Linked DNA regions of Homo sapiens: region 2 is linked to region 1. A link is a loop called in an ENCODE intact Hi-C map of the cell type or tissue named here. Cell type or tissue: Caco-2. All regions are shown on one strand. Links, peaks and the distances in the headings refer to the core of each region. The heading gives the core; the rest is flanking DNA. Region 1 has its middle 270 kb from the start of GACAT3. Region 2 has its middle 190 kb from the start of GACAT3.

Region 1 (14,967 bases), core at 6,366-10,365:
AATGAAAAGATCCTGAGGACATCTCCAGGAACCCTATTCTATTTCACCATTAATTAGCTGGGTCATTATTTTTAAAGCCCTGTCAATATTCCCCTGTGGCGAAGTCAGCTTTAACCCACGACATTTACATACAAATTGTAAGGCATCTCTACACCTTAGTCACTTCCACTAGGAAGAGCTACTGTGATCATTTTGCTCCTTCCTCTTTGCAGCAGCAACAAAAGAGAACTCCAACCAGAATGCATGGAGCATGTACTATTTCCAGGACTCCTGGGGCCATGGGGAGCCAGGGTCTGGGACCCCCAAAGAGCTGTATGTTTAATTGAGGTGACAATGATCAGAACAAAAGCAGAAAACAGAAGAGTAAATGTAGTGAGTGCTTTTCTATGTTAGATATACACACACTAGCACTTTCTCAGTATTGCATGAAACCACGACTGTTGCAGTAAGCTAGAGCTTTCCTCTCAGGGGACTCATTACATTGGAACAATCAGACACCAACATGAGAGCTGGTTTCCTTATTTTCTGCAGTAAGCATAAAGCACTGCAATGATATTATCACATCACCAAGCATCAAGATGTGGTCAGCTCTTCCTTTTCTTTTTCTTGGCCTTTATAGCAGCATCCACTGAGCTAGACCCAGTATCTACGCAACATGAATAGAGCAAAGATTACAAATTCAGTAGATAAGGACATCATAAAGTCAGAAGAGAAAAAAAGCGGTTTATGTATAAATTATACATGTTATATGTAAGTTGTCATTTATGTTTATTATGAGGCTCAGTTCCTAATGGGGAAAAAAAAAAGAGAAGCTGTTTTTATTTGGTAAGTCACTGTGTGGAGGGACTCAGAGAGTTAGCAATCCAGATGGGCTTCCTGGAGGCATTGGGGTTTGGGCCTTGAAGGTGAGGCAGGATTCTCTAGGACAGGAGCAGTGGGAAGGGCGAAGGAAGAGGGGGTCACACCCTGGACAGAATGAGGTGACATGTGGGGCAGTGAGACCTGGCCGAAGTTCTCAGCAAGGGGAGTGTCTGGAGAGAGAAGCGGTGATCAGATGGTGGCCTGTCCTGAGTGTCAGGCTGCAGACGAGCCATCTGGCTTCTAAGGGTGTATCTAGGAGCACCCCCAAAGGTGATTTTATGAGAATCTGAAATCTTGTGTGTAGTACCAAAGCCAGAGAGCCTTGCTCCCTGAGAGAGAACACTGGATACACTTCCCTCCAGCCAAAGCACTGTTTCTGCTGGAGCCCAGTACACCTCGGGTGCCGGTCACTCGAGGCTGTGTGCACTGCTTTCACCACCTGGGATGCCCCCTGTGCCTTTCAGCTTACCCCAAACCCAATCATCTTGTAAAATTTGGTTCAATTCGTCGTCTCTCCACTCTCCAAGCCTCCACTTTTCATCTGTAAAATGAGAGGAATGACCTCCCTGTTCTCTGTGGGAAAGGACTGTTCCCCACAGGAGGGAAAATGGCCTGTGCACTGGAAAGCACTATCTTCAGGGAGGAGCAGCACTGAGGAAAGAGCCAGAAAGGCCCAGACAGTCCCCTTTTCAGAGCAGCCTGGGAGAGTGGAATGAGCCCTCGGAGCTGCACTGTCATCATCTGGCACAGGGGGCACTGAGGCCTATGCCCAAGAGCCGTCGGGAAGTCGAGTGCAGCACAATGGACGGACGGACTCAGCTTCCTTCCATGCCAGAGGCAGCAGCCTCTCTGTTGCTATCATTATCTTTTTTCTCTTCCCTTCCTTTACTTTGAGAACAGAGCCGAGCCCTGTCTCCATTTCCCCTAGCCCAGATGGTGATCTCATTGTTTTATAGATTACAGAGCTGGTCCTTGGAGAGCAACAGCTCCCAATTTTTCCCCAACTGTGGGTGCTGACACATGATTCACTAGGATGTTGGGTAATTACAACATGTTACTGAGTCTCTGTCTTCTCCCCACCCCCCATCCCAGGTGGATGTGCTGGCCTCTATGGCAACCATCAAACAGCAAGCTCATAAAGCCGGCCCATCTTCCAGGGAGCAGGGCAGCTCCAGGGGCCATATTGCAAATGTTTGACCCCAGGTACCTCCAGGTCACGGGGATTTATTAGTTGGAATCTGCAGTTCAGCAGATGACATTTTAAAAGGCGTTTTATTGCTCGTGACCTGTGTGCATTGCAGGGTAATTCTGAGGCTTTGTGTCTGCAGCAACTGTCCAACCTGAAACGCCCCCACCGTGTTGCAGGCCTGCTTGATCTGCACAGGAAATCCAGGTGAGGCCACCCTCCCCCAGTCCTCAGTGCCAGTGTCCAAAATGTCAGACTCCCCTCCACCCCAAGCTGGGTCTTTATGCCCAGCCCAGGGACAGGGCTTTCTTGCAGAAAACGTGGCCAGAAGGAGATTCTCATCAAATCTTCCCAAAGGCCAGATGTGAGGGGACTTAACCAAAGTCAGGCAGCTCATATATGATAAAACTCACAGGGGAACCCAGGGATGGCCTTATCATCATTTCTCTTCTCCAGCTACAGCTGCAAAATCTTTCCATTTTCCTCTTTGCTTTAAAAGCAATGATCTAGAGGGCATGGCTTGAAGGGTAAGTCCTGGCTTAGCATTAGCAGTGACCCTAGTGCAGAAAGTGGCCTGGAGGCCAGGCTATTAGGGAAGATGCAGAGGGAACCTGTCTCTGTATGGGGGACAGACTGACTGGGTGATCTGTGGCCTCTCAAAGCAGCAGGGCACATTGTACACAGCAGCACAGCCTGTCTGCTGGCTAAGCAGCAGCTCCCTCTGCCCATTCCCCTGGTTAATTTCTGGCAGTCCTTGGAAAATGAGCATGGGAGCCTCTTCCTCTCAACCACACAGTCAGACTCAGAGGCTATCCTTCAGGCCCTTGAGTTTCCCTGGATCATGGCATCATCCCCTGTTATTACAATTATCTACACCATCTTCTGATCCTGCCCCTGACTATGATCATCTGCAGGCAGAGTTCGGGAATGATTCACTCTTTGCTACCCAAGACCTCCTCTATGTGTGGCTCATTCCCTGGTGGGACTTATAGCAAATGTTCATTCTATGGTGGTTGTATTGAGTTGAGCTCCAAATACGCCACCCTCAGGGGACGATGTCTCTTCCCTGGTGTATTCCTCTAGCAAGTAATAGAAGTGTTGAAGAAGATGCTTCCAACCCAAAGACATGCACTAAGGCATGTGATCCGAATCCTACAAGGCTTGGCCCATTCTTGTTTTCAGATTAAGATGATAAAAATCACACACACAGACACACACACATATACACACACACACTGCTGTTTTGTCAAGCAGCCTCCTTGGGAGCAGACATGTGAACTCCTTCATTGGCTTCTCATTCAAGATCAATGAAACACACAGTTTAGCCCAAAGAGGTAAAGATCTTCTCTCAAGGCTGCCAGCCGTTCCTTTTTCCCTGAGCCAACTCAATCTTGGCTCAGTTCAACAGACTCTTATTGAGTGTCTACTCTGAGCCAGCAACTGATTGAGACACCCAGATGACAAAATAAAGAAGGTAAAATGCCTACTTTCAGAAGTCCGTCTGTCTACCAGAACCAAAGAATAAGAAATCAGATCATTAGGGTGTAAAAGAATGTTTGCTTATGGAAAGGGGCCCACCAGTATACAAAAGCACCGAGGTGGGGCTGTGAGCTTGGGTGATCGTGGAGTCATCTTCCACTGGAGGTGATGCCTGGACTGTATATCGGAATAAATAGAAGTGGTTTTGTGAAGGAGAGCTCAGAAGGGCATCAATAGGCAGTGTGGTGGTATGCAGGTGTGTACAGGGAACTTCTTACTGTTCCATGTTGCTGGAGTAAAGAGTTTAAATTAGGGAGAGGAAGATTTAGAAAAACAGGCAAAAACTGCATCACAGAGTCTTGTATGCCAACCTAAGAAGATTCACCTCTGTGCTATAGGCAATAGGGAGTCATTACAGGACTTCGAATATGGCAGCGAAGACTTAAGTGCCACCTGTAATCCCAGCACTTTGGGAGGCCGAGGTGGGCAGATTACATGAGCCCAGGAGTTTGACATCAGCCTGGACATCACAGTGAAACTTCATTTCTACAAAAAATACAAAAAGTAGGCAGGCATAGTGGTGCACCTGTAGTCCTAGCTACTAGGAAGGCTGAGGTGGAAGGATAACCTGAGACTGCAGTGAGTCGTGATTGCACCACTGCACTTCAGCTTAGGTCACAGAGTAAGACCCTGTCTCAAAAATAAATAAATAAATAAATAAAAAATAAAAAACTTACCTTCTCTGAAAGATCCCTTTGGTGGTCATGGAAAGGGTAGATTGCAGTCAGAGTTGGTGGAGGAAGGGGCATCATTTATGGGACAGTTGTAACATACCAGAGGGAAGATAGTGAGGTCTGAATTGAGCAATGGAGATGGAGTGGAGAGAAACAGAAGGCTCTTGGGCTATCCAGGGGATTTAGGACAATCAGGCTTAGGCATGCAGTTAAGCGTGCAGAACCTGGTCTTCCTCCCCAATAAAGCTTCCTCCCTGATAAAGCTCCCTGATAAAGGACAGGCTCCTGGACTGTGGAGCATTCAAGGCCTGTAGGTGGGCACACATGATTTGCACAAGCCAGTTGGAAATATGCCAGGTGGAGCCCTGTCCCTTGGACTGACTGGGCAGAACTCAGGGCATCAAGAATGAAGGGAAAGCAGCCAACATCTTGGGAGAAGAACTGCAGGATCATAAAGACCACATGTGCTGGCCTGTCAGTTACTGACTCTGTAACTCTCCGGCTCTCTAAAGGGGCACTGTGGTTATGGGCACGGCAGGGTTCATTTAATTGGTAGCCTTTGAAATGTTTTTGCTCCCCAATCTTCATAAAAAGGAAATGAGGGCTGTGGTGTGTGGACGAGGTGTTGAGCTGCTCTGGCTACAAGGAAAGAGATCAGGCCTTTGATAAGCCGGGGAAATAATCAGTAGCACATGTCCCCGACACACTGCCTGATTCACACAGGACCCCAGGAATGCTAAGGGAAGTGGTGAGGAGAGGCGAGGGATGGAAGACGTTGTCATGGGGAAGACCTAAGCGAGGGATGGCTAACTGGATGGTTTGCCAGTTTCAGTGATGATCCCAAAGCCTGGTTCAAGGCAATGAGATAGGAGAGCATTTGCCCTTGAAATTGGGATGAGGCCAACATATAGGTCCTGCCCTTACTACTGGCCAGCTTTGGGGCACTGAAAGACCCGGTCTTTTCTCCTGGCCTGTTCACTCATCTGCTTAGATGGGGATCCTCATGCCTACTTCACAGGCTTTCAATGACAATCCAGTGAGGGGCAGCAGAGGATAGTGGTTAGGAAGCATAAGCCCAGGGCAAGGCGGTCAGACTGCCTCAGCTCAAATCCCAGTTCCATCACTTACAGGTGGTGTTACCTTGGACAAGTCACCTTACCTGCCTAAATCTCTGTCTATCCTTCCAAAAACTGGGGCTACAATAGTGCTCATATCATAGGCTGAATCTTAAGATTAAAGTAGACACCACATGTGTATGGTCGTACCTACACAGTGCTCCCTCACGGGGAGCATGCTTGTGAAATGAAAGGGCTGAGCACTGGATCCAAACAGGGAGGAGGCCTATTGTGCCCTGGGCCTGGACAGAACAGGAGGACAGGAGTTTACCTCCAATTCAGTATCAAATATATTCTAGGCATAATCCATTTTTGTCATCATTTAACTCCAGCTCCAACACTGTTATATTCATTTTACAAACAAGACTAGAGGCATGAAGAAATTAAGTGACTTGCCCAGGGTCACAGTCACAAGGATTTGAACTCAGAGCCCATGCTCTTGCCCATCAGGTGGCATGCTTCATCATGGCATCGTGTGGGCTGCTGGCTCCTGTATTGGGGAGCTGACACTGAATTGTCCTTCCATTGGCCTGGCATTTACTGGGAGGCGGTGGTATGCCCAGCATGTGCCAGGGACTTCACATATCTTGTTGCATCTTCATAGCCACGTGAGCTGACTACGGTTGTCCCCATCGTACAGACCAGGTAAGAGGTCTGTGAGGCAGCTCCCAGCTGCCTCGGGACAGCAGTTTGGACCTGAGCCTGTCCAGCCTTCCTTCCTCACCCCCGCCATGTTCCTGCCACTGCAACAGAGTGCAGCGGAAGGATGACAGCCACGAGCAGGCTTGCTTGCATTTTCCCTCAAGGTCCTTCCACAAATCTTTTCTTTTCTGTACAAAGCAGATATTGTCATTCCTGTTATACGCGAAGAAACTGAGAATGAAGTGTATGAAGCCACTTCCCAAGGTCCCAAAGCAAGCCTGCAGCACCTTTCTGAACATGCGGGGAGTAGCATTTAACCCACAGCTTGTCCCTAAACGGAAGGCATTTTTTGTGTCCCATCCCAGACAACCAGCTCTCGTTGAGGATTTGGGAAGGTGCCTCAAGAGGGGCAGGCCACGCGCCCCTGGCCACTAGGAGCTGCACGCGCAGCCCATACCTATGGGCTGGCAGCATTGGATGCAGCTTTAATTAGATCACCATGGTAACGAGCTAGGGAGAACAATAGACAGTTGTGTACTTGCGAGAATCCTCAGCCTCAGACAAGGCCCTGCTAAACTGTAATTACGCTGGAGTGGAAGCGGATCTTCATTTCTGGGAGAGAAATAAACTGCCATCCTGGTCTTCTTGTCTTCCCATGTTATTCCAACATCAGGGTACAGGATTCCAAGTGTGTTTATTTTGTCTTATTTTATTAATTAATTAATTAATTTATTTATTTATTGAGACAGAGTTTCACTCTTGTTGCCCAGGCTGGAGTGCAATGGTGCTATCTCAGCTCACTGCAGCCTCCACCTCCGGGTTCAATCGATTCTCCTGCCTCAGCCTCCCAAGTAGCTGGGATTACAGGCGCACCACCATGCCCGGCAAATTTTTTTTTTTTTTTGATATTTTTAGTAGAGACAGGGTTTCACCATGTTGGCCAGGCTGGTCTTGAACTCCTGATCTCAAGTGATCCACCCGCCTCAGCCTCCCAAATTCCTGGGATTACAGGCATGAGCCACCGTGCCCGTCCCCAAGTTGGTTTATTGTTTGAATTTATATTTTAGAAGTGGTCAAGCCCCATATAAAGATGATTATCTTTTCATCCTGGGTTCTGAGTGGTGTATTCCCAGAGGGGAGATGAGGACAAGGTAAAGAAGGCCATAATAATCACACAGGTAGCATTTATTGAGTATTAGATGTACCAGGTGTTCCCTACGACTTCCCCTACTGTCACTATAAGCGTCTGTGGCGGGTGTCCTGAGCCCCACTTTACAAGGCAGGAAGTCGGCTGTCATGCCTTGTGCCCTCAACACTGAGGAGCCGCGAAGGTTTGACCCCATGGCCCAAAGGCATTGGCCTGAGCTCACATCGCTGTTCAGGGACAAAAGGAGATGAACCAGTTCAGCTGCACTTCTGAGACATCGGGGTTCTTAGTCCTCCTTTTGATGACATGTGAGGGATGCCCTTTAATCCAGTTAGTTTTGCTAGTCTGATAAGATGCAGTTCACCCTGGCCATCGGAGTCAGCGAGACCCATAAATAACAGAAAGATCATTTAAAAATAAATTACTGACTGAAAGCAGGGAAAATGCATCCATGGATTGTTGCTCTCCAGGCCTGCCATAAATCTGTTGTCTTTTTGGCTCAGCAGTGGCCAGGGTCACAGACCATAAAGGGCTTCCACAGAAAAATGTGAAAAATCCTAGCAAGATGGGACACGCTGGAGACATAGGAAAGGCATCTGGTTTTCTGCCTTGGCCTGGGTTGGAGGATGGAGCCCGTGGGCTGGGCCGGCAGCACAGGGTGGGCACGCATGCGAGAGCCAGCTGTGGCCCTGCCCTCAGGGATTCCAGGGGCGCCCTGTAAAGACCCCAGTCCCTGTAACATGTTCTGGTGCCTGACCCACTTTTTCAGAAAGGAATGGCATTTCCAGTCTCACTGCAGCATGAAGCTAACATTTCCCTTTGGAAATTGGACACAGTGACCCCAATTCGTGTGACTGAGAGTGAGTCTGATTTTACATTTTATTTTTCCAGAGAACTCCGTTGTTTCCGAAGAGAGGGGAGATGGAAAGAGGTGTCAGAGGGCACTGGTCAGGGGCGAGGAGCGCTGGAAGGTGGGGATGGCAGAAGGCAAACATGGGGCGCTCCTAAAGGCAGCCCTGGCTGTGATGTGAGAGAGTAGGGTGGCGTGGTGGCCTCGGGGAGCCTTTGCACAGGTAACGAAGTGGGTGTCAATGCCTGTTGCCTCATTGGGTTGTGTCAATGATCAAGTGAAATGGTGCCTCCAGCCTGCTGCTCAGAAAGGCCACCATGAGTGGATTACCTCTGTACCTGTGCTTGGAGCAGCTCCATGGGCATGTCACCCTGCCTCCAGATGGTGTCAGGGTCCCCTCCCCTTCCTCACAAACTTTAACAGCCAGCAGGAACACTTTAAGAATGCATGACTCACTGGGAAGGTCCAGAATCGCAAGCCATTGGCAATTTGAGCTGCAAGTGCCTTTCCAGATTGTTAGATGAGTGGCTTAAAACTCTGTGGCTGTTACCTCACAGAGAATGTGCTGAAAGTCAAGAACCCTTTTCCCTGAGGGAAAAAGGCATCTGTGGACATAGGTCCAACCATTTGTGTACAATCTCAGAGTCTCTCCCACCCCTTGACCCCCATCCATAGACCCCCCTCAGAGGACTTAGACTCCAGCTGAAAAATCCTTGCCCTGGCCCAGCCTCCTCCTTTTATAGCTGGTTAAACAGAAAGAGGAAGTGACTGCCTCCAGGTCAGAGAGCCAGGGAGCCCCATGCTGCTCCGGCCCCATTCCTCCCTATCTCTTCCTGCACAAACTGCTACAACCACTTCCAGTTCCACTTGGCCTCGCTGCAATGTGTTCTCTACACAGCAGGTAAAGTTGCCCTTTACAAATACAAATCACACCCTGCACCTCTCCCATTCAAAATCCACTACTCTTGAGATTAGATCCAATGTTTTCTGTGACCCACAGGCAAGGGAACTGCATGACACACCTTCAGAGAGGTCATTCGTGCCATGGCACCACCCTAGGAAAGACAGGGCACCCCACATACAACCATGGCTAGGCCCTGCCTATGAGGCTCCCCTCAGCACACCCCTTCAGCCTCATCAGGTGCCACACTGCCCCCACTCCAGCTGCAGAGGCCTTTTCACGGCTCCTGTAATGGCAGAAGTGTGTTCACACCGCAGAGCCTTTGCACACCCTTTTCCTTCTTCCTGCCGCACTCTCCCTTCTCTCTTTGCCTGGCTGTGTCCTGTTCACTCTCCACTTCTCAGCTTTGTCACTTTCCCAAGAAGGTCTTCCCCAGGTTGAGCTGACCTGAATCATTCGGGGTCCAGAGAGGACCCAGGAGCCGTGAGAGGTTATTCCAACCAGAGGGGATTTAATACAGGAGATGTGTGCTACAGGTGTGGGAAGACTGAAAAGGTTTTTTAAAATTAGCACTGCATTTACTCAGAGATCTGTGACTTGAGAGAGCCATTACTAGCTCTAGGGTTGAGGGAACAAAAGGGAAGAGGTGGGGTTACCAGGACCTAGAAGTTCAGAGAAGGGGAGTGTGGGGGGCAGGTGCTCTGACTGCCAAGCAGCTGCCACGTGTCTGTGGCCAGGGCCTCCTCGAGGGTCCTGCACAGTTGGTGCTTGAATCTCTGAGTGGACAGGGGACACTTTCATAGGCAGCACTGGCTCCTCAGAGGGCCTCCTCACACCTGGACGGCTGCTGCTCAGAGTGCACTGTAGGGCACAGCTGTGTCTAGGTTGCCACAAACCCTGAGTGGCTGGAGCTCTGTACTGCTCCTTTGAGAGGTGGAAGAATGGGAAGGGCGTCCCCTTGATCCCACCTGGGAGTCTAACCTGCTAGCAAAGGATTCTGGGGAATGTGGTTCTCAGACTCCCAGCCCCATCATCTCAGAATATGGAATGGGCTTGGCTGAGAGACACAAGTCAATGACTGGCACAGCCCACACCGCATGGTATTTATCTATTGACCTTTGTATCTGACTATGGACTCTATGAAGGTTGTCCAAAACTGTAGCATATCTCCATTCTTGGCTCAAAGCCTCGACTGTCAGCACTCAATCAATGTAGACTGCACAATTGAATAGGGGGAATCAGATATTTCTGAGCCTCAGTTTCCAAGCTGCAAAGTAGAGAGAAATCACACTCCACAGAATTATCATGACGATACGAACATAATGGATGTGAGCGAGAGTGTACTGCCTGGAGTTGGGTCAGGAAGGAACCTGAGAGCCCTTAATGGAGAATGTCTGGCTTCACCAGGCGCCATGTTCGAAGCTGGTTCTTAACAGTGTGTGAGGATGCTGAGGAGAGAGTGCGAAGCCCACTTACCGCCTATCTGCCCCTAAAGAATTTCAAAAGTCCCTTCTGCCTATTTTTGTCCTGTGGTGCTTGAGTGACTATGTGGGTTATCGCCTGTGACAAACACTTTTATGTGAGTGCTGACATTTCTGGTGTTTCCTGATAGGACGACATCACCTACAGAGCCCTATGAAAAGAAGTCAGCAAATACTCTGACCTCCGGGTGCTGGGGGAGAAGACAGCAGACAGAGAGAGGAAGATCTGGGCCCAGAATTCCTTGTTCGTGTCCAGAAAACTATAAACACAGTGAATTCCTTCAAACGTATCTGCAAAGCCCGCTGGGTAGTTTATGTCACAGAACGTCTCAGAGATTAGAGCATTTTGCACGCACCAAGACTCCTGATCAAAGATGTATCTAAACATGCCCTGTGGGTGGGCAATTCCTCAGGAGCCAGTTCGGGAGGCTGTTTGTCACCTGTCCTCTCCCTAGTAAGGAAAGGCCCCCCTGGACCAGTCAGAAGACTTGAGTTCTGGTCTCTTACTGTTGACCTCAGTGAGCTTGGATGAATCCCCTCTGCATTTGTCTTGATTGGTTCTTGATTGGTTCAGCCCAAGCTCTGCATTTAAATCGCCTGTGTCACTTACCACCAGAGATCTGATTTAATTGGTTTGTGGTGGGGAGCAGAGATGATAGAGCTCAGAAAGCTTCCCAGGTGATTGTAATGTACATCCGGGACAAGTCCACTGCTCTAGCATACGTTAGTGTTCGTCTATCAATCACTTTGCAGTGCTTGTTAAAGCTCAGCTGCTCGACCACTCACCCACAGTTTCTGCTTCAATCCTTCTGGGACGGAGCCTTAGAATCCACCTTCCTTGTAAGTTCTCAGGCGCTGCTGAGGCTGTCAGGCTGGGATCAGTTTTTAAGCAGCCCTGCTCTAATCCAGAGGTTCTCAATGGTAGAGCGGTTTTTCCTCCAAAGGGACGTCTGGAGGATGTCTGTTTTCACAAGCGGGAAAGGGATGCTGCTGGCATCTAGTGGGTAGAGGCCAGGGAGGCTGCTAAACACTCAACAATGCACAGGACATCCCCTCAAAATAAAGACTTATTCAGGCTGAATATCAACAGCGTCTCTGCTTCTGCAATTTTAATGTGCAGTCAATTTTAACACGAGTCACCTGGAGATTGTGCTAGATTACAGATTCTGACACAGTCAGCCCAGGAAGGACCTAAAGATTTTGCATTTTTATAAACTCCAACGTAATGTCCAAGGTGCCAGTCTTCCAGAACTCAGTTCCTTCAGCTCCAAAGACATTCTCCCTCAGCCTGAGATAGCACTGTTATTCACTGTTCTATCTTAGAGGCTACCACAGTGTAATGGCTGACATGGGAAGCACTCCATGATATCAGGAGGACAAAAGACGCTCGCAATGTGTGAGCTGAATGGGCTTCACCTACCCACCATCACGCTTCCACCAGGAGCACTGGAGAGTCAGAATCTTGTCTAGTTCTTCATTCCTCCAAAGCTGGACACAGAGCTTGACACAGATCAGGTGTTTCCTATATGTCTTTTGTACAAAATTAGACCGATGCAGTAAACACTAGCATTCTTGGAATTGCAGGTTATCATTTTCCAAGCTGCTGCTGTTGATTCTTCCTTCAAAACGAACCCCTTTTCTGGCCACGGTGCTTTTTGTTTATGCAGTACTTTCACTTGCATTTTCTCAATTGATGCTCATCACAAAATTATGAGGACAGCCAGGCCCAATCCCACTTATGGATGGGAAAACTGAAGTGCAACGATGTGTAGAACCTCACCTTGAGCCGAAGTCCAGCATCCCCATGTCATCTGAGGCAGCTCCCTACCCTCCAGGCCTCCTCCACTAAGTCCTGCCTTCTCTTCACTGAGCACACACCTTCTACGCTTTCTTCCCCATCTTTTCTGTCTTTCAGTTGCTCCCACTCTGTGCACCAGAGAGCCACCCCCTCTGTCTAACTGGCTTTCTTTCTAAGCCTTTCTGTCTAGAACACTTTGGGTGGCTGAGGGCTTCCTGAAATGCCAACCAGAGACAGAGATTCGCTTCAGCTGTTTGAGGAAAGCCAAGGTCCTCCCTGTTTTGCTGCCCCCGTCCACCTGCTCCAGCTGGTCCCATTAGGTGATCCTAATGTAGAGGCTGTAGTCTACCAGGTGCCCTGTCTGGGATCCTTCTCACCACAAAGCAGGCAGATGGCTGGCACCTGCTTTGTGCCAGGCCCTGTGGTAGCCTGCAAAGGGACACAGATTTATAATCTACAGCGCTTCCTCACAATATGGTGTTTAAAAAGGAGGTTGGGTTCAGATTTCCATCCAAATCCCAACCCTTGATTCTACAACCACTAGCTGCTCCTTCTCTCTCTTTGCTGATTTCTCATTGTTCTTCCTGGTTGCTCAATGCTAGAGAATCCAGGGCCCCATCTTCTGACCTTTTATTTTCCATCTACACTCAATCCCTAGGGAGCTTCACCAACATCCCTGTCCCATCAATGACTTAGTGATTTACAGCTGAAACACCAACCTCTCTTCTGAACTCCAGACTGATATAGCCAAATACTTACTTAACATCATCACTTTGATGTCTAATAGAAAACATAGGTGTATGTATCCAAAACTAAATTCTAGATTGCCTCCCACTGCCTCAAACATGTTCCTCCCACAGTTATCCTCATCTCTTTTAGTGTTAATTTCCTTCCATATTTGGAGCAATCTTTGTCACCTCTCCTCTCACAAATTTTATTCCATTTGGCTCTATGTTTGGAATATGTGCTTCTCTGCTTCCCCACCCTGGCCCAAGTCACAGCATCTCTCACTGGATGATTGTATGAGCCTCTTAACTGGTCTTCCTCCTCCACCCTAACCCTCCCGCAGATTCTCACAGAGAGTGTGATTTGAAACAAAAAGTGTGATTGCTTCACTTTGTATAGCAGGTTGAATGGTTGCCCAAAGATAATATGGCCACATTCTAATACCTGGACCTAGTGAACATGACCTTCTTTGGAAAAAAAGGTCTTTGTGGATGTAATTCAATAAAATACCTTGAGATGAGATTATCCCAGATTTTCTGGGTGGGCCCTAGATCCAAGGACAAATGTCTTTAGAAGAGACAGAAAAGAAGACAAACACACAGAAGAGAAGCTGATGTAAATCTGGAGGAAGAGATTGGAGTTATGCAGCCACAAGCCAAAAGATTCCTGGAGCCCCAACCAATTGGAAGAGGCAAAGGAAGGATTCACCCCTAGAGCCTCTGGAGGGAGCCCAGCCCTACTGACACCTAAATTTCAGACTTCTGGCCTCCAAAACTGTGAGAAAATAAATTTCTGTTGCTTTAAGCCACCAAGATTTGGCAGCCCAAGGAAACTAATATGTAGACTACATAAGTCAGATCACATTCATTTTCTGTTCTTAATCTCCCAGTGTTATTTCATGTCATTTTCAGTAAAATCTAAATTCCATGTCATGGCCCACAGGGCCTTGCGTGAGCTGCCACACACTCTCCTTCTGGCTGTGTCTCCCTCCACGCTCCCTCTCATGCGTCTGCCCTAGCGACATTGTCCTCCTTGATGCATCTTGACAACCCCAGCGTGTCCCCACCTCCGAGACTTTGCAATGCATTCTCTCTACCCAGAAGAGCTTTTCTCAGATACCCATGGCTCGCTCCCTTACTTCCCTCTGGTCTCTGTTAGAAAAGCAGAGCCCTCCCCCATAGCCTGGTGTCAGTAAGACGCCCCTTCCTTACGTGGTATATCCACCATGGTGTGCATCACTAGTTAATATAAAGTGTAGTCATTATTAGTCTGCTTGTTTATCTGTCTCTTACCAACACAATGAAAGAACCATAAGGGTAAGAAATTTGCTTTCTTCACTGTTGTCTTCCCTGTGCAAGAAAGTGCCTGGCACATCCAAGGCACTCAAAACTTGTCTGCTGAATGGATGTCTCTTGCCATCTGCAAGACCACGTACACATCACTCAACCTCTCCAGCCTCAGCAGTAGAACAGGGGCAACAATAACCACAAGTGCAGTGGAGTTTCCCAGCACCACACCGTAATTCCCAGAATGGCTGGACTGGGTCTCTTTGATGTCCTGCCTTCAGCTTTCACAGAGAGACCCAACAGCCTTGTGAGATCAGCTCCTGCCCTTGCTCTAGGGATGCCACCCAGGCCTTGAGTCACATCTTTTTGTGTCCCCACTGTGACATCACACAGCAAAATACTTATTTTAAATTAGAGAACTAGAAAAAGCTTGGCTGTGCTGGTGAGCTTCTGTGTTTTTCCTTTGGGGATAGGGAGGACCATGTAATTCACAGTTTTTTTTCTGATTTAGCCTCCAAGATGCCCAACCTTTAGCAACTGAGGAGGTCTTTATGAGTGAACATCCATGACCCACTTTCCCCTGCTTCATCTCTACGTGATAATTTACACGTTCTCTGCTCCCAGCATTTTACTTCTTATTTGTATTTTACCATTTTCTTGGGTATAATCCCTGCATGTAGATGGAGGCTGGATAAATAGCTCAACAAACAAAATAACCAAATTCATAATCTGCGGTCAAGAGGGAGCCACCCAAACATAAA
Region 2 (14,967 bases), core at 3,656-7,655, 81 kb after region 1:
CACTCTCCTGTTCTTTCACACAACCCTGGAGAATTTTCTCCAGTTCTTTCATCTCTTTGGGCTTGTTTTCTTATCTTTAAAGCTATGACAATTATAACAGCCTCAAGAGACTTCTGTGCTGGAAGGATGAAGTGTAGTGTAAGCAAAACCCCTAGCCCTGTGTGTGGTCTGTGGAAGGCACCTGACAAATAGAATCCTTTTTCTTTCCTTATAACCAAATCCCCTGCACAGCCAGTGTAGTTGGATCTGTAGGTCTTTGGTCTGTAAAGCCAGAAGAGACAGGGCTTCCAGGTCATATTGTCCAACCTGTTATCCTACAGATGTGGAAATGAGGGAGGAAGAAGGGCTCATAAGCAAGAAAGAAGGCTCACCAAGGTCACATTGCTGTGAATTTACTGGACTCAATTTGAGATCAAGCTCCAAGTATCAGACTGGAAAGGGTCTTAGAAGCCATTTCTTCACAAGGTTGACAAGATGTTCTGCAAAGCTCAGCTTTGCTTTGTGGGACCCCTTAGGGAGCAAGGGGTGGACTAGCAAGAGATCTCAGCTCTCTACCCCTACCGCAACCATTTCAACTCTTCCTAGGAAATGGTGAAATATTGCTGAAGTTGTCCACATCTCTCATGTTATAGCTGAGTAAAACAACATCCATGGAGGGCAAGCGAGGACTCATCACAAACTCGGGTTTCTTGACTACTAGACCAGGGTACTCTTCTGTCTCTATCTTACTAAATAGAACCAGCTCATTACCCACTCCTTGTGAACAGAATTGAGCCACCCTAAAAGCTTGGTTAAGACTTTGTAAACAGAGTAGAATGTGTCTCATCATAATGTAATACACCCACATTCCTATCATTGGTCTGTTCCTGATGTTAACTTTTAAAATACAGTTCAAACACCACCTCCTCCTTGAAGCCTTTTTTAACCACCCCCAGCCAGAGAGAACGGATGACTTCCTTCACTGTGCCTTGCCCCCTGCTACTCAGATTTTTTCCAGGGTGCCTATAACTCTGCTTTGCACCAAGTCCCTTGCACACTCATCTTCTCTACCAAAATCTTGTGGCTCTTTGTTCCCTGAGAAATGGAGAAACATAAGACCTGGCACAGAATGGAACTTAGTAAATGTTTGAATGAGCGAACCAATCAATTAAACAATGAATGAATCTGCTCTCCTAATGCATGACCCCCACCACACCCATCATCTGTCCAGAGTAACCTCTCATCACTCGCAGCTAAACACAGGGAAGTCATTACTGTCCAGTGCCATTCAGTGCCAACAGATCCCAAAAAGAACCAGTGCCAAGCCCGGCACCAGTGCTCTGAGCAGTCTGACACTCTCCCCTAGGGTATCCCATGGAATCCCAATACCACCCACACAGAATGAAGAGGGTGCGAATTCTTTGCCCCCATTAATAATGGGCCCATTTCTCATCTGGCTTCAGAGCCTGTGAAGCCAATCCAGGCACAGAAACTTCAAAGGGAGCTTGGAGCTGGAATTGGCCCCAGAGGGCACAGAGCAAGACAAAACACAAGCCACAGTTTTTATACTATAGTTGGTATATAGGAAGTCATTGTTACCAAGAGCTCGCCCTGCCAAGCCTACCAGATTGAAGGAGCTGAATATCTCCCATCTCTGCATAGCTTAGCACTTAGTGCACAAACTATTTTGGCTCCAAGGCCCACCAGACTGAAATGGGAATTGCAATGTGGGGTTTTATTCTCTCATGGAAAACTCCTTCCACACCTAAAAAAGAATCAGACTCTAAAATCAAGTCTACCCAACGTGACCTTAAAAACAATGTAGTAAGCCAGAGTTATTTAAAACAAACTAGAATAATCCTAACTGGGTAAGAACCTGCTGCCTCTGGGCTGAGGAGGCCTGATCCCAGAGAGGGACCCCTCCTCCTCCCTAGGCCTTTTGGCCCCATGCTCCAATGGTCTCCTACAAGCCTTGATTTCAATATGAGCAAAGCCAGGTGGAAACTATGAGTTTGAATGAATCTCCCCACTAGACTGTAAGCAACTTGCAGAAAGCACTTTTTTCATCTCCTTACTCCTTTAACACCTTGCAAAGTGCTTGACTCAACACTGTTTAAAATTATCTTTCTTATTTATTGGTTTACTTGTCTGTTATCTGTCTTCCCTACCACTAGACTTAAAGAACCATGAAATAAGAAACATGTTCTATTTTGCTTGTCACTATATCCCCAAAGGCTGGAGAAGAGACTAAAACATAGTCGCACTAATAAATATTTGATGAACAACTGTCGAATGCTTGGCATATGATCAGGATGGTCTTCAACCAATCCAGTTCTCCCCTGTTTTAGAATGCACTGAGAATCAGTCTGGGCAACATAGCAAGACCCTGTCTCTACAGAAACTTAAAAAAAAAATTAGCCAGGCATGGTGTGCACACCTGTAGTCTCAGCTACCTTGGAGGCGAGGTGGGAGGATTGCATGAGCCTGGGAGGTCAAGGCTGCAGTGAGCCATCATTGCACCACAGCACTCCAGTCAGGGCAACAGAGTGAGGCCTTATCTCAAAAAAAAAAAAAAAATTTAGAATGTGCTGAGAATGCCACATCCTTGAGATAGAGAGGAGCTGGCCGGAATAGCCAGAGCTCTGTCCCAGTCTCCCTCAGAAACAAGATTCCATCAGTGCTTCAGCCCCACATGTCATGTGACCTTAGGGTATAAAACCCATGGAATGCTGCTTTCCAGGGTCCCTCTGCAGTGCTGCAAATGAAGCGTGTGCAGTTGAAGCTCTATCCACCCCAGGCAGCTTCCCTGAGTCTTGGGGGATGGGTTTACAACAGGCCCTCGGCATCTCTTGCCCCTTGCTATCTATCTGTAAGTAATAAACCCTCTTTATGTAACCTGTGATATGCATGGGTGTTCTGCCTCATGAGACTAGACAAGCTGGTAACTAGTGCATGGTGAACCAGCTGCACAGTATGCACTCATGAGTGAAACAATGAGTGAGTGACCAAATGAAGTGTCCATCCATGTGGATGATACAGATTATGGGAGAATTTGATAAATGGAAAGAAAACCAAATCCAGGTTATTCAGAAAGAAGCGGGGATATTCTGACCAATAAACCTAGGACAAGTGGGAACAGGTTGTTTTCAAAATCCGTGAGGGTCTCCCTGGGGAAAGAGGAATGGGATGTCATGGGCTGCAGGATCTAGAGCAAGACTATGGTTGCAGGTAGTAGAGGAGTGGAGGAAGAGAATGAACTAACAGTAAAATGTGAGACCTCAGTGGCAGTCCAAGATGACCATCAATCAGCATGGTCCTTAAAAATCATTGCAGCATTTGGGTTTCTTAGCAATGCCCCCATTAACCTATAGGGAACCTTTGTGAAAATTAGGAAAAGGTGTCCCCTTGCATGGATGCAGCCCTAGAGGCACACTCCACAGGTTGGGGGAGTCACACAGAGAAAAAGAAGTCTTTCCCTTGGAGCTTGGACTGGATTTCAGCCCCCATGTGCCTCCTCAGGTGTGTGCAATGCCAAAATTGCACCATTCTGGGTTGCTGCCCTGTTGGAGAGACCAGTGACTGCAGGGGTCCCCAGACATGCTGCCATAGAGATCTGGGAAGATTCTTCGTAAATACAGTCTCCTCCAGAAATGCGGATTTACTCACTCACTCGCTCATTCATTCATTCATTCCTTCATTCTGCTGCTGCTGCTGCTGCTGCTGCTGCTGCTGCTGCTGCTGCTGCTGTTGTAGCTTGTTGTTGTTGCTCTGTCTCTGATGCCCACATGATTCCGGTGATCGGTCAGATCTGGGAATGGCTGGGCTGAATGACCTCTGTGAATGCTTTCAATTTCAACATCTTGATTGTTGTTGACACATTGTGGGGACCTCACAGCTCCTCAGAAAGAGGATTTCATTTAGAATCTGACACATCGCTTCTTCTTTTAGCAAAAGTCAATAAAAGCTTTTCAAAGAAAAACTCTCCAAAGCAATACAATTTGAGAGACAAAAACAAAAAAGAGAGAGCTCATTGATTTAAACCAACTTGGAACCCTAGCAAAGATCAGTTCACGGCAAATCAAATCAATTGTTGACAGAATGATGCCAAATACTCATATTTTTAGGGTCTTTTAGATAAAAAGGAAAAGACATTACTTAGACATTTAGTAACTTCTTGTCATATATCCAAAGTCCAACAGGTAAGGAGAGATCTTGATGAATGGCTGCTTTCTTCCCATATACTCTGCAAATGTACAAGGCTCATAACATACAACTGTAGCCAGGGAATGTTACCACTCTGCAAACCAAAACCTAGTTCTAGAGACAGGGGTGGGGGCACAGGCCTGTAATCTCAGCTACTCTGGAGGCTGAGGCAGTAGAATCACCTGGGCAACATAGCAAACCTCAACTCTGGAAAAAAAAAATTAGTGAAACTTATCTCTGGAAAAAAAAAAAAAGGAAAGGAAAAAGAATTTTTTTTTTAATGAAGTGAAAGTTGATTCTCGCCTCCAACTATTTTTTTAAGCCATCTTTGTTCAAGGCCAGCGTCCAAGAGGACAGGCAAGACATTCCCCAGGAATGAAAGGAGAGGGAAGAAGGAGGACAAAAAAAGGAGGTAAATCCAAGTTCCTAGAAGGCCTGCGTTTGATCACACGATACCTATTTTCAGTAACCTTGGGGGCTGCAGATTCCTCAGCCAGGCTGCCTGCCCTCAGGAATTCGACCTGCTCCCGCGAGCTCACCTTCTTCTGCTCTGGTCATGCCAACACCCTCACTCACTGCCTTGGCCCCATGGGATGCCCATTCACCCCTACCTGTGGAGCTTGTTTATAAAGGGCTTAGGAGGTTGAAATATTACCTCTGCCTATTACTAGCCATACCATCCTTTGCTTACATTTTTCTCATCTGTATAATGGGGATCATAAATGTTCCTATTTCAAAGAGAGATAATAAATGTGAGAATTAAATGGGCAAATGCAAGCAAAGCATGAGAACAGGACAGTGTGCATAGTGAGTGTGAGGCGAATGCATGCTCTGGTTATTTTAAATCGCATGATGTTCATGTTTGAAGCCACCCTCCCCACGCTGGCTTTTTTCATCACATGTCTCACTGCGTGGGAATTTTTCCATGACTGTTGCCTGCTCTAGGTGATGTGTTCCCTGTGGGAAGGGTCCACTTAAATATAAATCCCCAGAACTAACACAAGGGTTGGCCCAAAGAGCACTTAACAAATGTTGAGGGAATAAATGAATCAACAGAAAGTCAGTGGTTTAAGGCATTTAGACAACTATGTGAATCTCACAACTACCCCGTGAGATTAGATAAGCAATTATTATCCTTCCCATTTTATGGTTTGAGCAACTAAGGCCCTGAGAGATTAAATGATTTGTTTAAGGCCGGGCAAGGTGGCTGATGCTTGTAATCCCAGCACTTTGGGAAGCCGAGACAGGCGGATCACTTGAGCCCAGGAGTTTGAGACCAGCCTGGGCAATATGACTAAACCCCATCTCTACTAAAAATACAAAAATTAGCCAGGTGTCATGGCACATGCCTGTAGTCCCAGCTACTTGGGAGGCTGAGATGGGAGAATTGCTTGAGCCTGGGAGCCAGAGGTGGCAGTGAGCCTCAATCATGCCACTGCACTCAGCCTGAATAACAGAGCCAGACCCTGTTTCAAAAAAAGAGAAAGATCTCTTTAAAGTCCCATGGGTAATAAAGGGGAAATAAGCTTCCTGTGCATTGTCTGACACCATGAGGTTTTTTGCAGGTCTGACTCCATATTCTTACTGATGGGGAGATATGGATAGTCTTAGAAAGAAGTGCTTTAACTAACTCTTAATGTTAGTGAAGCATTTTCTAGATGGAGAACATAAATAATGATACTCTAGGTGAAGGATGCCGTATGGTCATAGGCAATGGCAAGCATGCAGGGGGAATACAACACTTTTGTACGAGATTCCAAGTTTCTTGAGGCCAGGGGCTTCATTGTTCCCCCAATGATTACCACCACAGAGCTCAAGTGTCTGGCACAGAGCAAGCAAGCAATTGCCTGTTGAAAGAATGGATGGATGGGTGGGTGGATGGATGGATGGATAGATGGATGGATGGTTAAATGGGAGGATGGATGAATGGATGGATAGATGGATAAATGGGAGGATAGATGGATGGATGAATGAATGGATGGATGGATGAGTTGGTGGATAAATAGAGGAGAAAATTAGAGAAAAAGAAGCTCCTCTGCTTACAGAAAAGTTGGTTCCTAGAGTGTTCTTAAGTCCAAAGTGGTATTTTACAAGCACCTTCTCATGCCATCTGTTGGTAGTGGTGAGAGTTGATGCATTTAATTCTGGTGCATGACTGTTTTCACTTTATTTTTGTTTTTGTTTGTTTGTTTTTTCTTTTTGAGACAGGCTCTTGCTCTGTCACCCAGGCTGGAGTGCAGTGACATAATCACAGCTCACTGCAGCCTCAACCTCCCAGGCTCAAGTGATCCTCCCACCTCAGCCTCCCAAGTAGCTGGGATTACAGATGTGCACCACCATGCCTGGCTAATTGTTTGAAATTATTTTTTGTAAAGATGGGGTCTCACTATGTTACCCAGGCTGGTCTCAAACTCCTGGGCTCTAGCAATCCCCCCACCTTGGCCTCCCAAAGTGCTGGGATTACAGGAGTGAGCCAACACATCTAACCTGTTTTCATTTTAACTCAAAAGTACACAATAGAAGAAAACTTATACTGGAAAATGTAGCAAGAAAGAAACAATGATCAGCTTATTGAGGGCTTTATGATATTGTGCTTGGACATTAAATCTGGAGGTAGCGAAACCCCAGAGTGTTGGAAGCTAGATTCTGCCTGTGTCTCTCTGGTCCAGAATGATCTCTTAGGTTGCAGTGGAGAGGGTGAACTGTGAGGGAACAGATTAAAGACAGGGGCCCAGGTAAGAAACAGCTGTCATGGAGTAAGATATAGGTGGAAATTGAGTCCTAATATCTTTTCAACCATCTGGGACACCTAGTCTCTCATATCAGTTTCTACAAAGATGTACAATAGAGGTTGGGTGATGTGATGTCATTTAGGTCCTCTGACAAGCCTTCTCAAGAGTGTGGGAGGTGAGTTGCTCCCATACACATTCTCATCAAGTCATCTTTCTCTCCATCTACCCCCAAGAATGGGAGTTAGACAGCAACAGACAATTCAAACAATGTGAGTATCCAAAACTGACAAAGCAGATTTTTTGGAAGTTTAGCAATTGCCAAGTGAAAAACTTGATGGTTCATTTAACACTTTAAAGCAATGTACCTAATGGCAATTCATGTAGGAAGATTGGAAGTGGATTTTTATGCAAAAATGCCTGGAATGACTTGCATCTGGCCTATGACACACCATCAACATCCTCTATCTCCTCACCCCCAAGACTGCTGGTAGCTTCTATTTTTGGCAAAACAGACCAACCTGCTTCGAGGTGTCCTTTATTTTCCTGGGATTTGGAAGGTTGTGCCATAGCATTTGTGGACAGAACATATTCACAGTAGCAAGACACTGAGAGGAAAGAGGGCATCCGCTGGCATTGCTGACAGTTTTCTGGGAGCTCTCTCACAAGCAGGCAGCCTTGAGATGTCCAGGGTTCGACAGCAACAGATCAGTGACACATTGCTTAGAATCTGCTATTAATTAAAAAGTGATATTACGGGGGGAGGAGCCAAGATGGCCGAATAGGAACAGCTGCGGTCTACAGCTCCCAGAGTGAGCGACGCAGAAGAAGGGTGATTTCTGCATTTCCATCTGAGGTACCAGGTTCATCTCACTGGGGAGTGCCAGACAGTGGGCGCAGGTCAGTGGGTGCGCGCACCGTGCGCGAGCTGAAGCAGGGCGAGGCGTTGCCTCACTCGGGAAGCGCAAGGGGTCAGGGAGTTCCCTTTCCTAGTGAAAGAAAGGGGTGACGGACGGCACCTGGAAAATCGGGTCACTCCCACCCAAATACTGCGCTTTTCCGACGGGCTTAAAAAACGGCGCAGCACGAGATTATATCCCGCACCTGGCTCGGAGGGTCCTACCCCACGGAGTCTCGCTGATTGCTAGCACAGCAGTCTGAGATCAAACTGCAAGGTGGCAGCGAGGCTGGGGGAGGGGCGCCCACCATTGCCCAGGCTTGCTTAGGTAAACAAAGCAGCCAGGAAGCTCGAACTGGGTGGAGCCCACCACAGCTCAAGGAGGCCTGCCTGCCTCTGTAGGCTCCACCTCTGGGGGCAGGGCACAGACAAACAAAAAGACAGCAGTAACCTCTGCAGACTTAAATGTCCCTGTCTGACAGCTTTGAAGAGAGCAGTGGTTCTCCCAGTACGCAGCTGGAGATCTGAGAACGGGCAGACTGCCTCCTCAAGTGGGTCCCTGACCCCTGACCCCCGAGCAGCCTAACTGGGAGGCACCCCCCAGCAGGGGCACACTGACACCTCACACAGCAGGGTACTCCAACAGACCTGCAGCTGAGGGTCCTGTCTGTTAGAAGGAAAACTAACAAACAGAAAGGACATCCACACCAAAAACCCATCTGTACATCACCATCATAAAAGACCAAAAGTAGATAAAACCACAGAGATGGGGAAAAAACAGAACAGAAAAACTGGAAACTCTAAAACGCAGAGCGCCTCTCCTCCTCCAAAGGAACGCAGTTCCTCACCAGCAACGGAACAAAGCTGGACAGAGAACGACTTTGACGAGCTGAGAGAAGAAGGCTTCAGACGATCAAATTACTCTGAGCTACGGGAGGACATTCAAACCAAAGGCAAAGAAGTTGAAAACTTTGAAAAAAATTTAGAAGAATGTATAACTAGAATAACCAATACAGAGAAGTGCTTACAGGAGCTGATGGAGCTGAAAACCAAGGCTCGAGAACTACGTGAAGAATGCAGAAGCCTCAGGAGCCGATGCCATCAACTGGAAGAAAGGGTATCAGCAATGGAAGATGAAATGAATGAAATGAAGCGAGAAGGGAAGTTTAGAGAAAAAAGAATAAAAAGAAATGAGCAAAGCCTCCAAGAAATATGGGACTATATGAAAAGACCAAATCTACGTCTGATTGGTGTACCTGAAAGTGACGGGGAGAATGGAACCAAGTTGGAAAACACTCTGCAGGATATTATCCAGGAGAACTTCCCCAATCTAACAAGGCAGGCCAACGTTCAGATTCAGGAAATACAGAGAACGCCACAAAGATACTCCTCAAGGAGAGCAACTCCAAGACACATAATTGTCAGATTCACCAAAGTTGAAATGAAGGAAAAAATGTTAAGGGCAGCCAGAGAGAAAGGTCGGGTTACCCTCAAATAGACTTTAAACCAACAAAGATCAAAAGAGACAAAGAGGCCATTACATAATGGTAAAGGGATCAATTCAACAAGAAGAGCTAACTATCCTAAATATATATGCACCCAATACAGGAGCACCCAGATTCATAAAGCAAGTCCTGAGTGACCTACAAAGAGACTTAGACTCCCACACATTAATAATGGGAGACTTTAACACCCCACTGTCAACATTAGACAGATCAACGAGACAGAAAGTCAACAAGGATACCCAGGAATTGAACTCAGCTCTGCACCAAGTGGACCTAATAAACATCTACAGAACTCTCCACCCCAAATCAACAGAATATACATTTTTTTCAGCACCACACCATACCTATTCCAAAATTGACAACATACTTGGAAGTAAAGCTCTCCTCAGCAAATGTAAAAGAACACAAATTATAACAAACTATCTCTCAGACCACAGTGCAATCAAACTAGAACTCAGGATTAAGAATCTCACTCAAAACCGCTCAACTACATGGAAACTGAACAACCTGCTCCTGAATGACTACTGGGTACATAACGAAATGAAGGCAGAAATAAAGATGTTCTTTGAAGCCAACGAGAACAAAGACACAACATACCAGAATCTCTGGGACACATTCAAAGCAGTGTGTAGAGGGAAATTTATAGCACTAAATGCCCGCAAGAGAAAGCAGGAAAGATCCAAAATTGACACCCTAACATCACAATTAAAAGAACTAGAAAAGCAAGAGCAAACACATTCAAAAGCTAGCAGAAGGCAAGAAATAACTAAAATCAGAGCAGAACTGAAGGAAATAGAAACACAAAAAACCCTTCAAAAAATTAATGAATCCAGGAGCTGGTTTTTTGAAAGGATCAACAAAATTGATAGACTGCTAGCAAGACTAATAAAGAAAAAAAGAGAGAAGAATCATATAGACGCAATAAAAAATGATAAAGGGGATATCACCACCGATCCCACAGAAATACAAACTACCATCAGAGAATACTACAAACACCTCTACGCAAATAAACTAGAAAATCTAGAAGAAATGGATAAATTCCTCAACACATACACTCTCCCAAGACTAAACCAGGAAGAAGTTGAATCTCTGAATAGACCAATAACAGGATCTGAAATTGTGGCAATAATCAATAGCTTACCAACCAAAAAGAGTCCAGGACCAGATGGATTCACAGCTGAATTCTACCAGAGGTACAAGGAGGAACTGGTACCATTCCTTCTGAAACTATTGCAATCAATAGAAAAAGAGGGAATCCTCCCTAACTCATTTTATGAGGCCAGCATCATTCTGATACCAAAGCCTGGCAGAGACACAACCAAAAAAGAGAATTTTAGACCAATATCCTTGATGAACATTGATGCAAAAATCCTCAATAAAATACTGGCAAAACGAATCCAGCAGCACATCAAAAAGCTTATCCACCATGATCAAGTGGGCTTCATTCCTGGGACGCAAGGCTGGTTCAATATACACAAATCAATAAATGTAATCCAGCATATAAACAGAGCCAAAGACAAAAACCACATGATTATCTCAATAGATGCAGAAAAGGCCTTTGACAAAATTCAACAACCCTTCATGCTAAAAACTCTCAATAAATTAGGTATTGGTGGGACATATTTCAAAATAATAAGAGCTATCTATGACACACCCACAGCCAATATCATACTGAATGGGCAAAAACTGGAAGCATTCCCTTTGAAAACTGGCACAAGACAGGGATGCCCTCTCTCACCACTCCTATTCAACATAGTGTTGGAAGTTCTGGCCAGGGCAATTAGGCAGGAGAAGGAAATAAAGGGTATTCAATTAGGAAAAGAGGAAGTCAAATTGTCCCTCTTTGCAGATGACATGATTGTATATCCAGAAAACCCCATTGTCTCAGCCCAAAATCTCCTTAAGCTGATAAGCTACTTCAGCAAAGTCTCAGGATACAAAATCAATGTACAAAAATCACAAGCATTCTTATACACCAACAACAGACAAACAGAGAGCCAAATCATGAGTGAACTCCCATTCACAATTGCTTCAAAGAGAATAAAATACCTAGGAATCCAACTTACAAGGGATGTGAAGGACCTCTTCAAGGAGAACTACAAACCACTGCTCAAGGAAATAAAAGAGGATACAAACAAATGGAAGAACATTCCATGCTCATGGGTAGGAAGAATCAATATCGTGAAAATGGCCATACTGCCCAAGGTAATTTACAGATTCAATGCCATCCCCATCAAGCTACCAATGCCTTTCTTCACAGAATTGGAAAAAACTACTTTAAAGTTCATATGGAACCAAAAAAGAGCCCTTATTGCCAAGTCAATCCTAAGCCAAAAGAACAAAGCTGGAGGCATCACACTACCTGACTTCAAACTATACTACAAGGCTACAGTAACCAAAACAGCATGGCACTGGTACCAAAACAGCATGGTACTGGTACCAAAACAGAGATATAGATCAATGGAACAGAACAGAGCCCTCAGAAATAATGCCGCATATCTACAACTATCTGATCTTTGACAAACCTGAGAAAAACAAGCAAGGGGGAAAGGATTCCCTATTTAATAAATGGTGCTGGGAAAACTGGCTAGCCATATGTAGAAAGCTGAAACTGGATCCCTTCCTTACACCTTATACAAAAATCAATTCAAGATGGATTAAAGACTTAAACGTTAGACCTAAAACCATAAAAACCCTAGAAGAAAACCTAGGCAATACCATTCAGGACATAGGCGTGGGCAAGGACTTCATGTCTAAAACACCAAAAGCAATGGCAACAAAAGACAAAATTGACAAATGGGATCTAATTAAACTAAAGAGCTTCTGCACAGCAAAAGAAACTACCATCAGAGTGAACAGGCATCCTACAAAATGGGAGAAAATTTTCGCAACCTACTCATCTGACAAAGGGCTAATATCCAGAATCTACAATGAACTCAAACAAATTTACAAGAAAAAAACAAACAACCCCATCAAAAAGTGTGCAAAGGACATGAACAGACACTTCTCAAAAGAAGACATTTATGCAGCCAAAAAACACATGAAAAAATGCTCATCATCACTGGCCATCAGAGAAATGCAAATCAAAACCACAATGAGATACCATCTCACACCAGTTAGAATGGCAATCATTAAAAAGTCAGGAAACAACAGGTGCTGGAGAGGATGTGGAGAAATAGGAACACTTTTACACTGTTGGTGGGACTGTAAACTAGTTCAACCATCGTGGAAGTCAGTGTGGCGATTCCTCAGGGATCTAGAACTAGAAATACCATTTGACCCAGCCATCCCATTACTGGGTATATACCCAAAGGACTATAAATCATGCTGCTATAAAGACACATGCACACGTATGTTTATTGCGGCACTATTCACAATAGCAAAGACTTGGAACCAACCCAAATGTCCAACAATGATAGACTGGATTAAGAAAATGTGGCACATATACACCATGGAATACTATGCAGCCATAAAAAATGATGAGTTCATGTTCTTTGTAGGGACATGGATGAAATTGGAAATCATCATTCTCAGTAAACTATCACAAGAACAAAAAACCAAACACCTCATATTCTCACTCATAGGTGGGAATTGAACAATGAGATCACATGGACACAGGAAGGGGAAAATCACACTCTGGGGACTGTTGTGGGGTGGGGGGAAGGGGAAGGGATAGCATTGGGAGATATACCTAATGCTAGATGACGAGTTAGTGGGTGCAGTGCACCAGCATGGCACATGTATACATATGTAACTAACCTGCACAATGTGCACGTGTACCCTAAAACTTAAAGTATAATAATAAAAGAAAAAAAAGAAAAAAAAAGTGATATTATAGCTATACAAGAAAAAACGACTAAGCTTTATACGTAGAATGGCCATTGTCCAAGCCAGAACACTTTTGAGAGTGAAAGAACACACTATTAATAATTGTGGTGGGAAGAGAGAAGTTTACAAGAGAAGTAAACCTGAACTATCCCCTGCGAACAAGGAAAGGTTGTCATATGGCCCTGTCTCACTGCTCTGTTCACCTGTAAAATGAAACACTTCACATAGGTAACTTTTCCAGGTAACTGAAATTTACCTTATATGAGCTTTTATTTGCTTTCCTTTTTGCTACTGTTGATGAAAGCATTTCTAAAAAGTTAAACTACTCCTCAATAACCAATATATTTTATCTTTTTCTCAATGGTTTAGAATCACCTTTTGCCTGACACAGAGTTGACTTGCAGAGTAGTTGAATGAATCACTAAATTATTATAAACAATTATTATGGTGTATTGTACAATATACCACAAGCACTCACAGGGAATTTGAGTAAGTTATTTTTGCCTCTCTTGACCCAGTTTTCTTAGATCTAAAATTGAGAGCTAAAGAGAGAAGGGTCTTGCAGGTCCCTTCAAATTCTAATAGTCTATGTTTGAATTTATTAATTTGCTCCCAGAAGTGATCGTCATTTTAATGAAGCTACCTGTGAAAAATATTTTAAAGAGGAACAGAAGACACAACATGTAATTTGTGAGGAGTCCACGTGGCTCTAAAGTAGCCATTTTCCATTTGGAAAGGACTTAGTTACACTCTTGTGCCTAAAGTAGTGACTTAACAATGAAAAAGAGACAGCATTTTCCCACCTCTGTGGTTCCCTTGCTTTCTCGTGCATCCAACAGTCACTTCCTGCTCACCTGCTTCCTGAGGGGATGCCAGTGTGAATCCACCAAGTCCTGCAGCCCCAAAACGACAGGTTCTAGAAGTGGAGAACCAACATGGATACACACGGCTTTCATCCAAGAGAGAAAGAGTAGCGTCAGAAGAGGAGGCAAAGGATTGCTGTGGGAGTTTGGAGGCTGCGATCAGTTCCAGCTTGGTGGGGTGAGGCGGAGAACTGGGAGAGGCTTCATGAAGAAGGCCTCACTGCAGCTGTGGACAGTTAATAAAAGTGCATGTTCAGAAATGCAGAGAGGGTCTTCCAGGTGGAGAAAGTAGTGTATGCAAAAGCATGGAGGTGGAAAAATGTTTCAGCAGGAACAACCAGTCAGATGTATCTGGGATACAGTCCTCAAAAGCAAAGACTGCGTCGTATTTATCTACCTTTTTGTCTCCAGAACCTATCGTCTAATAAATCCTCAATGATGACTGATTGATTGTATGAACGAATGAATGGAAGAAAAGTAATAGGAATAAGTTTGGGATGGTTGTACTTCGCTAGGTGGAGTGCCTGTCTATCACATGCATACGAGAGGATGCAGAAGAGCTTGACAGGTCTTGAATGCTGGACTAAAAAGCCAGGCTGGATCCGTAGGTAATGGGAGCCACTGAAGATTTCTTTCCAGCAAAGAGACTGTTAAGATGTTAGGATACCTGGAGTGGACAAAGTCAATCAGCCAGTATGCAAGACACAGAAGGGAGAAAACTGACAGTGGAGCGGGGGGTGGGGCGGGGGGGCTTTTTTTACTCTTAGGCTGAAGAATTTTAAAGTATTTCTCACAAACATGCTGTGATAATAAAATGAAAACGATGTACAAAGAGAGGATTTAAAGATTTCATTAGCGGCTACAAAAATTGTTTACCTCGGATACCAAACGTGGCTCTACCTTTTACGTTCTGCCTCAGAAAGTGTGTTGTGGTACATCCGGATTTCTTGAACCGGAAGTTA

Evidence for each region. Hi-C counts contacts between places; a loop is a spot of excess contacts. Peaks named below come from ENCODE experiments on the same cell type or tissue, not always from the same donor. Only the 100,000 strongest peaks of a DNase experiment are listed, where the experiment ranks them.
Region 2: a loop joins it to region 1, with 2.4 times the contacts of the local background. A loop is called at or near these places in 1 of 110 quality-filtered maps.

Annotation. Positions count from the first base shown.
Region 1 is chr2:16,312,453-16,327,419 of GRCh38, reverse strand. No RefSeq gene overlaps it. Among named protein-coding and RNA genes, the nearest start is that of GACAT3, 270 kb to the right of the region's middle. In Caco-2, for the core only: no CTCF peak of the experiment used is centred there; DNase peaks (open chromatin) are centred at 7,389, 8,459 and 8,739.
Region 2 is chr2:16,228,296-16,243,262 of GRCh38, reverse strand. No RefSeq gene overlaps it. Among named protein-coding and RNA genes, the nearest start is that of GACAT3, 190 kb to the right of the region's middle. RefSeq lists enhancers at 7,027-7,762, 7,763-8,498. In Caco-2, for the core only: no CTCF peak of the experiment used is centred there; no DNase peak of the experiment used is centred there.